Regions from separate parts of the Homo sapiens genome. Here region 1 is linked to region 2. Evidence: read pairs that join two places in POLR2A ChIA-PET (ENCODE). Cell type or tissue: PC-3. All regions are shown on one strand. Each heading gives the region's core, and the rest is flanking DNA. Links, peaks and the distances in the headings are about the cores only. Region 1 overlaps MAP4 (microtubule associated protein 4). Region 2 overlaps SMARCC1 (SWI/SNF related BAF chromatin remodeling complex subunit C1).

The links. Peaks named below come from ENCODE experiments on the same cell type or tissue, not always from the same donor. Only the 100,000 strongest peaks of a DNase experiment are listed, where the experiment ranks them.
Region 1: POLR2A ChIA-PET joins it to region 2 with 6 read pairs; 2 of 35 experiments call an interaction of 5 or more read pairs at or near these places.

The regions. Positions count from the first base shown.
Region 1 is chr3:47,880,484-47,885,864 of GRCh38, forward strand. The region is part of intron 10 of MAP4 (microtubule associated protein 4); the gene reads right to left. Among named protein-coding and RNA genes, the nearest start is that of MIR1226, 34 kb to the left of the region's middle. RefSeq lists an enhancer at 4,068-4,147. In PC-3, for the core only: a CTCF peak has its summit at 2,013; no DNase peak of the experiment used is centred there.
Region 2 is chr3:47,615,298-47,620,678 of GRCh38, forward strand. The region is part of intron 25 of SMARCC1 (SWI/SNF related BAF chromatin remodeling complex subunit C1); the gene reads right to left. Among named protein-coding and RNA genes, the nearest start is that of CSPG5, 39 kb to the left of the region's middle. In PC-3, for the core only: no CTCF peak of the experiment used is centred there; a DNase peak (open chromatin) is centred at 2,544; H3K4me3 peaks cover 450 bases; H3K27ac peaks cover 3,241 bases.

The DNA of each region.
Region 1 (5,381 bases), core at 122-5,121, 270 kb after region 2:
TTTTAAGAGATGAAGTCTGTTGCCTAGGCTGCAGTACAGTGGCATGATCACAGCTCACTGCCACCTGGAACTCCTGGGCTCAAGAGACCCTAATGCCTCAGCCTTCCAAGTAGCTGGGACTACTGGTACGTGCCACCATACCTGAATAATTTACAAAAAAAATTTTTTTGAAGAGATGGAGGTCTTGCCATGTGGCCCAAACTGACCGGTCTCAAGCAGTCCTCCCACATCAGCTTCCCAAAGTGCTGGGATTATAGGCACAAACCACCATGCCCCATCATAATTTCAATCTTTTAAATTGATTCAAGTTGGTTTTATGACCCAAGATCCATCTTGGTGAGTGTTTAATGGACACCTGAGAAGAATGTACATTCTGTCACTGAGTGGAATTTCTATCAATGTTTATGAGATTTTGTTGTTTGATGGCACTGTTACATCTTTACTAACATTCTGTCTAGTAGTTCTATCAACTGTTCATAGTGGGTTACAGAAGTCCCCAGCTGTAATTGTGACTTTGTGTACTTCTCCTTTTAGCTCTGTCAGTTTTTGTTTCATATATCTTGATGCTCTGTTTTTTGGTGTGTATACATTTAGAATTGCTAAGTTTTCTAAATGTAAGGATCAATCTTAGTGGGATTGATCCTTTATTCTTTTCTCCGACATCTACTTTGTCTGATGTTAGTATAGTCACTCCAGGACACGTAATCTTTAATCCCAGCACTTTGGGAGGCTGAGGCAGAGGATCACTTGAGGCCAGCAGTTTGAGACTAGCCTGGGCAACAAAGTGAGACTTCCTCTCTACAAAAATCGAAAGAAAATTAGTGGGGCATGGTGGTGTATGCCTATAAGACTCAGATACTTGGGAGGCTGAGGTGGGAAGATTGCTTGAGCCCAGCGAGTCAAGCCTGCTGTGAGCTATGATCAGGCCACTGCACTCCAGCCTGGGCAACAAGAAAAAACAACTATATATATATATATATATATATATATATATATATATATATATATATATATGCATAATCATTATATATAGCTACTGCTACTTTAAAAAATTGTTAACATGATATATTTCTTTCCATCTTTTAACTTTCAACCTACCTATGTCCTTATGTTTGTTATGCATTTCTTGTAGATAGCATATACTTGGGCAATTTTTTTTTCTTTTTAAGACAGGTGTGATCATGGCTGACTGTACTCACTGTAGCTTCTACCTCCTCGGTTCAAGTGATCCTCCTACCTCAGCTCCTGAATAGCTAGGACCACAGGCATGTGCCACCATGCCTGGCTAATTTTTAAATTATTTGTAGAGATGGGGTCTCCCTGGGTTGCTCAGGCTGGTCTCGAACTCCTAGGCTCAAGTGATCCTTCTGCCTCAGCCTCCTAAAGGGATTACAAGCAGGAGCCGCTGTACCTGGCCTACTTGAGTCATTTTTTAAAAATAATATACTCTTCCAATCTTTGTCTTTTAATTGTAGTACTCAGACCATTTGCTTCTAAAATAATTCCTGATGGCCAGGTACAGTGGCTCACGCCTGTAATCCATTCAGCACTTTGGGAGGCCGAGGTGGGCTTATCACCTGAAGTCAGGAGTTGGAGATCAGCCTGGCCAACAGGGTGAAACCCCATCTCTACTAAAAATACATAAATTAGCCGGGCGTTGTGGTGGGCGCCTGTAATCCCAGCTACTTGGGAGGCTGAGGCAGGAGAATCGCTTGAACCTGGGAAGTGAAGGTTGCAGTGATCTGAGATTGTACCACTGCACTCCAGCCTGGGTGACAAGAGTGAAACTCCATCTCAGTAAATAAAAAAATAAATGAAATAAAGTAAAATAATTACTGCTATGTTAAGGCTTAAGTCTGATATTTTATTTTTTATTTGTTCTCTCTTTTTCTCATTTCTGTTTCACTTTCCTGCCTTCCTGTTGGTTACCTGAACATTTTTAATCTTTTTAATTTCCTTTTTTCATTTTTTCAAATTACATCTCACCCAAGGTTACCTGAACATTTCTTAGAATTCTATTTTTATTAAAAAAAAGCTTTTGAGTATATTGCTCTGTATAGTTTTCTTAGTGGTTGCTCTAGGTATTACAATATACATACAACAAACTGGTATCAATGTTCTACTACTGTTTTTTCCTCTAGAGATGGGGTCTCACTGTGTTGCTCAGGCTGGTCTCAAACTCTGGGCTCAAGTGATCCTGCCGTCTTCAGCCTCCTGAGTAGCTGGGACTACAGATGCACACCGCCACACCCAGCTATGTTTTACTACTTTGAGTGACCTACTGGAACCTTACTTCCATTTAGGATCCTTTATTTTCTCCCTACTTTAATTTTTTTTTTTAAAGACAGAGTCTCACTCTGTCGTCCAGGTTGGAGTGTAGTGGCACAATCTCGGCTCACTGCAACCTCTGCCTCCCAGGTTCAAGTGATTCTCATGCCTCAGCCAACCGAGCAGCTGGGATTACACGTGTGCGCTACCATGCTTGGCTAATTTTTCTTTTTATCTTTAGTAGAGATGGGGTTTCGTCATGTTGCCCAGGCTGGTCTCAAACTCCTGGCCTCAGGTGATCCACCCACCTTGGTCTCCAAAAGTGGTGGGATTACAGGTGTGAGCCACTGCGCCCAGCCCTAAAATATGTCTTAAGTGTTTCCTCTTCATAGATTAAGCACTACATCAGATGGCATTACAATTTGTGCTTCAAATATGATTTATGACTTTAAAAAATTCATGAGGAGATAAGTCTATTATATTCCTTTTTTTTTGGAGACCAAGTTTTGCTCTTGTTGCTCAGGCTGGAGTGCAGTGGCATGGCTCACCACGACCTCCACCTCCCGAGTTCAAGCGATTCTCCTGCCTCAGCCTTCCTGAGTAGCTGGGATTACAGGTATGCGTCACCACGCCCGGCTAATTTTGTATTTTTAGTAGAGACGGGGGTTTCTCCATGTTGGTCAGGCTGGTCTCGAACTCCCGACCTCAGATGATCCACCCGCCTTGGCCTCCCAAAGTGCTGGGATTACAGGCATGAGCCACCATACCTGGCTATTTCCATATTTTTACCCATTCCATTGTTGTTCTTTTATTTCTGAAATTCCAAGCCTCCTTCTGTTACCAAATCTTATTTTTTTGGAGAGCCTCCTTTAGCCATTCTCTAAGGGTATGTCTACTAGCAACAAATTCTTAGTTTTCCTTTATCTAAAAATGTCTTTTTTATTTATTTCCCCTTCATTCCTGATGGATTGTTTTACCAAATAATTTGCAGTTGACAGTTCTTTTCTTTTGGCACTTGAAAAATGTTGTGCCACTTCTTTTTGCATTCCCCAGTTTCTGATAAGAAACAGGCTGTCATTTAAATGCTGTTTCCTCAGCACCATAAGGAAGGTTAAAAAAAAAAATTGCTGTTTCCCTAATGCATCATATCTCTTTGCTTTTTTTACAGATTTTTGTCTTTAGTTTATAAAAGTTTAATTATGAAAAGTCATGGCATGATTTCTCCACATTTATCCTATTTGGTATTTGTTCAGTTGCTTGAATCTGTAAGTTTTGTCTTTTGTCAAATTTGGGATGTTTGTTGTCATTATTTCTTTGAACAGTTGTTCAGCCTTGCATCCTTGCTCCTCTCCTGAGATTCTGATGATACAAATGTTAGATCTTTTGTTATTGTCCCATGGGTCTGAAGATATGTTTTTTCCTTGTAGACCATTTTTTCGTCTGTTGTTCAGATTGAATAAATCCTATTGATCTGTCCTCAACGTCACTGATTCTGTCCTCTGTTATCTGCAGTCTGCTGCTGAGCCCATTGAAGTTTTTAATTTTAATTATTATATTTTTCATATTGACAATTAACATTTGGTTCTTTTTATGTAACTTCTATTTCTTTACTGAGGTTTTTAGTTTTCATTTGTTTCAAGAGAATTCATAATTGCTTGTTAAAGCACTTTTATGATGGCTGCTTTAAAATTCTGATTTTGTACTTTAGCATGCAATCACCCTGTTTATATTTAGTCTACAGGTTATGACTGTAGTTCTGATGACAATTTGGTTCCTAGAGCCCTTGCAATGCATTTATGGCCTGTTGTGTTCTGATTCTGCTAAGGTTCTAACTAATCCCTTTTGGTACTGCCTGAAAGGGCTGTAGGGACTTACCTGTGTCACCCAGTGTCAGCACATAGGGGCTGAGTGATGCTGGAAACATAGAATAGAGAGCTTCCTCTGGACTGCTCTCTGGCTGCCTGGGACCCAGGCAGACCTCCTGTTTGATCTCTGCTGGGGTTGCTGGGAGCAGGAAACACCTACCTCGGGGGCTTTCTCTTGCTAAGGGGAAGGAAGTAGAGGTTCTGAAACCTACGAAAGTCTCCTGCCCCTGGGTAGAGGATTACAAGACACCAGGGCTATAGAAGCCACTGGTGCTGTTACCTGGTAGGGGACAGGCCTCCCTGCAGTTGCTGGTGATGTGGGCGGACCAGGCCTATAGCTTCTGCTGAGTATGGAGTGGACAACAGGAAGGCCCTTATGGGCTGCATTGACACTGTACCTGCAGGCAGACTGAGCCCACTGCTGGGGATGGGTAGTGAAACAGGGCTCACCATTAGGTCTTTGCTGGGTTTTTTTCTTTCTTGTTTTTTTGGCAATAGAGAACAGATTTTCTCTATTTGTTTTCTTTTTTCCTTTCCTTTTCTTTTCAGTCTATGCCTGTTGGTAATTCCAGGTTACAGGCCTCTCCAGTGCCCAGCCAGGGATATGTAGGAGACAAAAAGAAAACCCAGGGGATGGACGCAGTGGCTCATGCCTGTAATACCAGCACTTTGGGAGGTCAAGCAAGGAGGATCACTTGAGGTCAAGAGGTCAAGGCTAGCCTGGGCAACATAGCAAGATCCCATCTCTACCATCAATCAATCAATCAATCAATCAATCAATCAATTCATCAGTCCCAGGGAATTCACTGTATTGCCATTCCTCAAGTCCTGAGATCCCTACCAGGTTTGCCTTCTTTCTACCTCATATTCTTTTATGGAATTATCTTCAATTATTTCCAGACTATTTAGTTGTATTTACAGGGGAGGAGCAGAAAACAATGAGATGATACCATCTTGTCTTGGTAGGAGGTTTTTGTAATGGAGAGCACTTTGTACTTTTTGATGTTTGAACCATATGTACTTTTAGTCAAAAACTGAGTATTTTTCTAGTTTTAAAATGTAATGGGGAAAAACCATAGCCAACAACTGTGCAAATTTGTTAACGCCTTTGTTCTTTTTTTTTTTTTTTTGAGACGGAATCTCGCTCTGTCACCCAGGCTGGAGTGCAGTGGCGCCATCTCGGCTCACTGCAAGCTCCGCCTCCTGGGTTCATGCCATTCTCCTGCCTCAGCCTCCCGAGTAGCCGGG
Region 2 (5,381 bases), core at 146-5,145:
TAGCTGTATGCCTGGAGGACAGCAGATGCTCAGTGAGTATTTGGCAAATGAACAAATAAATCATTTTATCTACCACAAAAACTATCAAGGCAGGCTGACCCTCCAGTCTCCTAAGCAATCATTCTTTTCATATTTCAAGAGCTGGGCCTTTCTTACAAATCATTATCAATCCTCCTCCTCCAGGAATCTTACCTTGATAATCTGAGCTGACCATGACCTCCCCTTTCTCTGAATTTTCATAGCCCCATCATCTCATAGTATTTGGTTTCTTTGAGTCAATGTCTCATCCATCCTTTAACTTCCTTAAGTACAGGGTCTGGGTTTCTCACAGTTCCGAGTTCCCTAATAGTCCCTCTTTTCTGAAGGTACACAATTTCTTTCTTTTCTTTTCTTTTCTTTTTTTAAGACAGAGTTTTGCTCTTATTGCCCAGCCTAGAGTGCAATGGCGCCATCACGGCTCACTGCAACCTCTGCCTCCTGGGTTCAAGTGATTCTCCTGCTTCAGCCTCCTGAATAGCTGGAATTACAGGTGCCCACCACCACGCCCGCCTAATTTTTGTATTTTTAGTAGAGACGGGGTTTCACAATGTTGGCCAGGCTGGTCTCGAACTCCTGACATCAGGTGATCCACCTGCCTCATCCTCCCAAAGTGCTGGGATTACAGGCGTGAGCCACAGCACCCAGCCTCTGAAGGTATAAAATTTCTATACCTAGCCAAATGAACTTCAGAGAGACAGACAACATTTAGTCCAAAAGCTATAAATGGAATCAGCTCATAGATCCATTCTCAATGGCCTCAAAGTGTCTTTTAAAAAAACATTCAAATGTAAACGGCTTATGTGGGGCCCAGGCCCTTCAATTCTCTCCAGGTAATTTAGTCTACAACACAACCCATGTCTGAAACCTGCTCTGTTGACGGCTGTGTGCTTCTGCCTAGCATCAAAAGCTACTCAGTCTACAGACACAATGAGTGGTAGACCCACTGGCAGCTCAACACCCTCCCCTGAACTGGAATGCTTTTCTCATGTCAATTCCCTGATATACTCTGTAACTTCCATAACTGCCTTTCCTTTAATATTAATGCTTTAAAATATGAGGGAGCTGGAATAGCTACTAATTATAGCTGAGTTCATGATACCCATAACAAATTCGATTTTTTTTTTTTGAGACAGAGTTTCGCTATTGTCACCCAGGCTGGAGTACAATGGCATGATCTCTGCACGCTGCAACCTCTGCCTACCGGGTTCAAGTGGTTCTCCTGCCTCAGCCTCCCAAGTAGCTGGGATTACAGGCGCCCACCATCACGCCCAGCTAATTTTTGTATTTTTAGTAGAGACGGGGTTTCACCATGTTGGCCAGGCTGGTCTCAAACCCCTGACTTCAGGTGATCCTCCCGCCTTGGCCTCCCAAAGTGCTGGGATTACAGGTATGAGCCACCATGCCTGGCCCTGAAATTTTTATATGATTACATTTAATTACAATTACTTAAGACTAAAAAGAACATCTGGCTTTAAGTCATTAGAGGGAAAAAAAAAGCTTTATATTTGATTTTGAGTCTTAATTTCTGAAACCTATTGCTATTTAAACCAAACCAAACGTTCTATTTAAAAAAATGTTATCCTAAAGCTACTGCTTACTAGGTTAAGATGAGCAAGAGTGCAATCTAAAATGAACTGAGGCAGTGGGGGAGGTGGAGAGTTGGGTGCCTCTACTCCTAGCTGATCTATTCACTATCTGGAGTATCAACTTTATTGATTCATAATAGGATGACAGAAGCTGCATATATATCTGAGTCCCTAGGTTAAAATGAAATAGCAAAAGCTCATTTCTTTATAAATTACGAAGTACTAGATAAATACAAAGAGCTGAACAAACAGGTTTGAGATCTGGCTCTGTCATTTCTGACCCATGTGATCTGAGGTACACAACCTACCAGGTTCAAGCTCCAGTCTGGAATGTAAGAAGGGCTAACAAAGAAGTGGCTTATGCTGTCATCCAACATCACTGCTGGATTCTTGAATAAGGGGATTCAAAGCAAACATTACTTTCTTGCTTATGGCTTCCTCACATAGTTTGCCAGGAAATAAAGTGAGTAAATCCATTTAAAGTGCTTTGGCATAGTAACTGACCCAATAAATGCTCACAAAGCCAACAATGGCTTATGAATCTTAAGAATTTTGTACATATTTGTTGATTACTGGTTTGCATAACGGGAGGCATATATTTACCAAACACTTACTATGTATGTGCTAGACACTGTGCCAGGCATATGCCATACTTCTCTCAATTTTCACAAGAATTCTGTGTGGAAATCATCAGTAGAAAAACATTCATAGCTTTGCTTCCCACAGGGAAGGATAGGATGCTAGTGCTAGAGTGAGAAAGAGGTTATGTCTTAATTATACACAAAATGAGCGGGTGGCATTTTGAAGTTCAAATGACACATTTTGGTTGGTAAGAGAACAGGTCTCCAAGCTGGTTGCCAACGATCCTGCTTTCTAATATTTATACATTCCCACTGAAAACTATTCACCTAACCCAGATCCAAAGTTGGTCTGTGACCAACAGGATGTGGCAGAAGGGATGTGACTCGTATGTTTACATTATAAAGAACATTATAGCTCCCATTTTGTGTGCTTTTTCATACTCTTACTTTTTTAAATCACTTACTCAGAAACCATGGCAATTTATAACTAATACAATTGGATTATTGACATTCATTCAGTAGGGGTAGGGACTGTCTCATACAAAGAATTTTCCTGCCACAAACAGCTGACACCAAATGCTGATTAAGAAAATAACAGTCCACCATGGAAGAATTCAAGCAGAGCAGCGTTGTGTATTGGGATGGAGTCCGGAGAGTATTTTCCCAACATTTTCAGCTGTGTTGTTTTATTCAGAAAATATTTATGAAATATTGTGTGTGATCTGATTAGAAAGTAACATTTTTTAAAAGTCAAAAAGCTGGACACAGCAGCTCATGCCTGTAATCCAAACCCCTTGGGAGGAGAAGGTAGGAGGACTGCTTGAGGCAAGGAGTTTGAGACCAGCCTGGGCAACATGGCAAGATCTTGTCAATATTTAAAAAAAAAAAAAAAATTAGCTGGGCACAGTGCCTCATGCCTGTAGTCTCAGCTGCTTGGGGAGGCTGAGGAGGGAGGATCACTTGAGCCCCAGGAGTTTGTGGCTGCAGTGAGCTATGACTGCACCACTGCACTCCAGCCTGGGCAACAGAGTGAGCCCTGTCCTCCCAGAAAAAAGTCAAAAGAGAAAAAATAGTGAAGTTATATAATTTAAGTAGTTATTTAAAAAATAGACATCACACAAGGAAACTTCTGCAGGGCTGAGAGAAGAGGAGCGGTTATACACTGCCCCTTGGTGTCTGGGGGCCAGTAGACAGAAGTGGAAAGGGGATGCGAACTCTGCTATTCTTAGGGGACAGACAACAGATCCATCAGAAGGTTTAAAAAACCGGGGGACCTGCAGGTTCATTCTTTGAAGAGAAAGCAATTTAGTGCTGAGGAAAGAGCTCCTTGCCAAACTAGATATATTCTGTAAGCGCTCAGGGTTGACTCAATATTCAAGGCTAATGGATCAGTTATGCTTTGCAAATGACAGCAAGATGTCTTACTGCCAGTGGGATCTACCCAACCATCATTTGAATCCCGCATATGCCAACAATCCACTCCACTATATTATAGCCCCCTATTACTCCAGGCCCTCTAAGAAAATCTGTAAAATGTCAAAAGGGAAGCTTATTAGGGAAAAATAAACACAAAGACTCATCCCCTAAAGCTCCGCCTGTAGGACGTTTTCTCTGATAACTTCTCCCTCTCCCCATCTCCTGGGAACTCCTCCTTTCTGTTCCCATAGCAGCATCTGTACAACTGCTGTACTATACAAACATACTGTATTGTCGTTATTTGTTGACTGTTTCCCCCATTAAACTAAGTCTCAAAGGGTGGATTATCCTTTCCACTTTCCCAACTACGGCAACAATGCTGGCACGCACTCATTTAAGTAAGGGCCTGTGATGTGCTACTTCTGTGTTAACAAAGACATCTGATTAAGTCCCTGCCCTCAAAAAGTATATACTCTGGTACAGAAATGCGAACCCATGAACTGGTGATTACAGTGCAATTAAGCGCTCTGTGAGGCTGCCACTGCAGTAAATGTGAAGGCCATGCCACCCACAGCTGAGGACTGCAGGAGGTAGGCAAAAAGTGGGGCAAAGGGCCTTCTTGGCCAGAGAAGCAGGATGCAAACAGGTGGCAAAGAGAGTAAGGCTGTGAAGAAGCCTGCATTTGGTCCAGCATACACAGAGGGTGACAGAGATGAAACCCAGGTCTCATGAGCTCCCGGGGCAGGAGACAATCAATGGTGTGAGAGATGCTTACAGAGACATAAGCTCAATGACAGATGTACAGCATGGAGTGAGAAGCACAGTAAGTCCCTGACTAGGCTGCTTCCTAATCAGGGAACTGAGGGTGGGGTGGTATAGAGTTGGGGTAGGAGAGCTACTGAAGCAGCCTCTTCCTACTTTTGGGGCCAGCTGGTCTTAGGACAAAATGGATATGGGCTATGGTGACAGGTACTGGGCTACTCATCATGAGGAGTTCAACAGAGGACTTGCTTGGACTGGCCACTAAGAAACACTTTAAATAATGCAAGAAGATACTTAGGCAAATGTAAATCCTAAAATGATCAGTATTCTGGAATAATTTCTTTTTAAAGTTCTACCATTTGGAGTCAGAATCTCTCATGTAGATAAAAAAGTCAAAATCGTCAGAGGTAAAAAGTCCTAACTAAATGCTCAAATTTAGCCCATGCTTAGGGAGTCACTAATTCTTTATCTAGTCAACTCATTACAAAAATTTATTTTTGGCCAGGTGCGGTGGCTCACGCCTGTAATCCTACCACTTTGGGAGGCTGAGGCAGGCAGACTGCCTGAACTCAGGAGTTCGAGACCAGCCCAGGCAACACAGTGAAACCCTGTCTCTACAAAAAAACAAAAAATTAGCTGGGCGTGGTGGCGCACGCCTGTAATCCCAGCTACTCGGGAGACTGAGGCAGGAGAATGGCTTGAACCTGGGAGGTGGAGGTTGTGGTGAGCCGAGATCATGCCACTGCACTCCAGCCTGGGTGACAGAGTAAGACTCCGTTTTCAGGAAAAAAAAAAAAAAATTTGTTTTTGTTTTTTTTCCACTAAGAGCTTACTTAATCTCTTTTTCTCCAGAACTTCTCCCAAGATAACCAAATGTTTCTCTGCTTCTAAATTTCTTACTTTTTATGACTTCCACTCTCACTTTTGGCCCTTTTCATAATTCTCTTGGTCCCGTTTGGCCCATGACCTTATGTCAAAAGTTTCTGCTCCAGGGAAT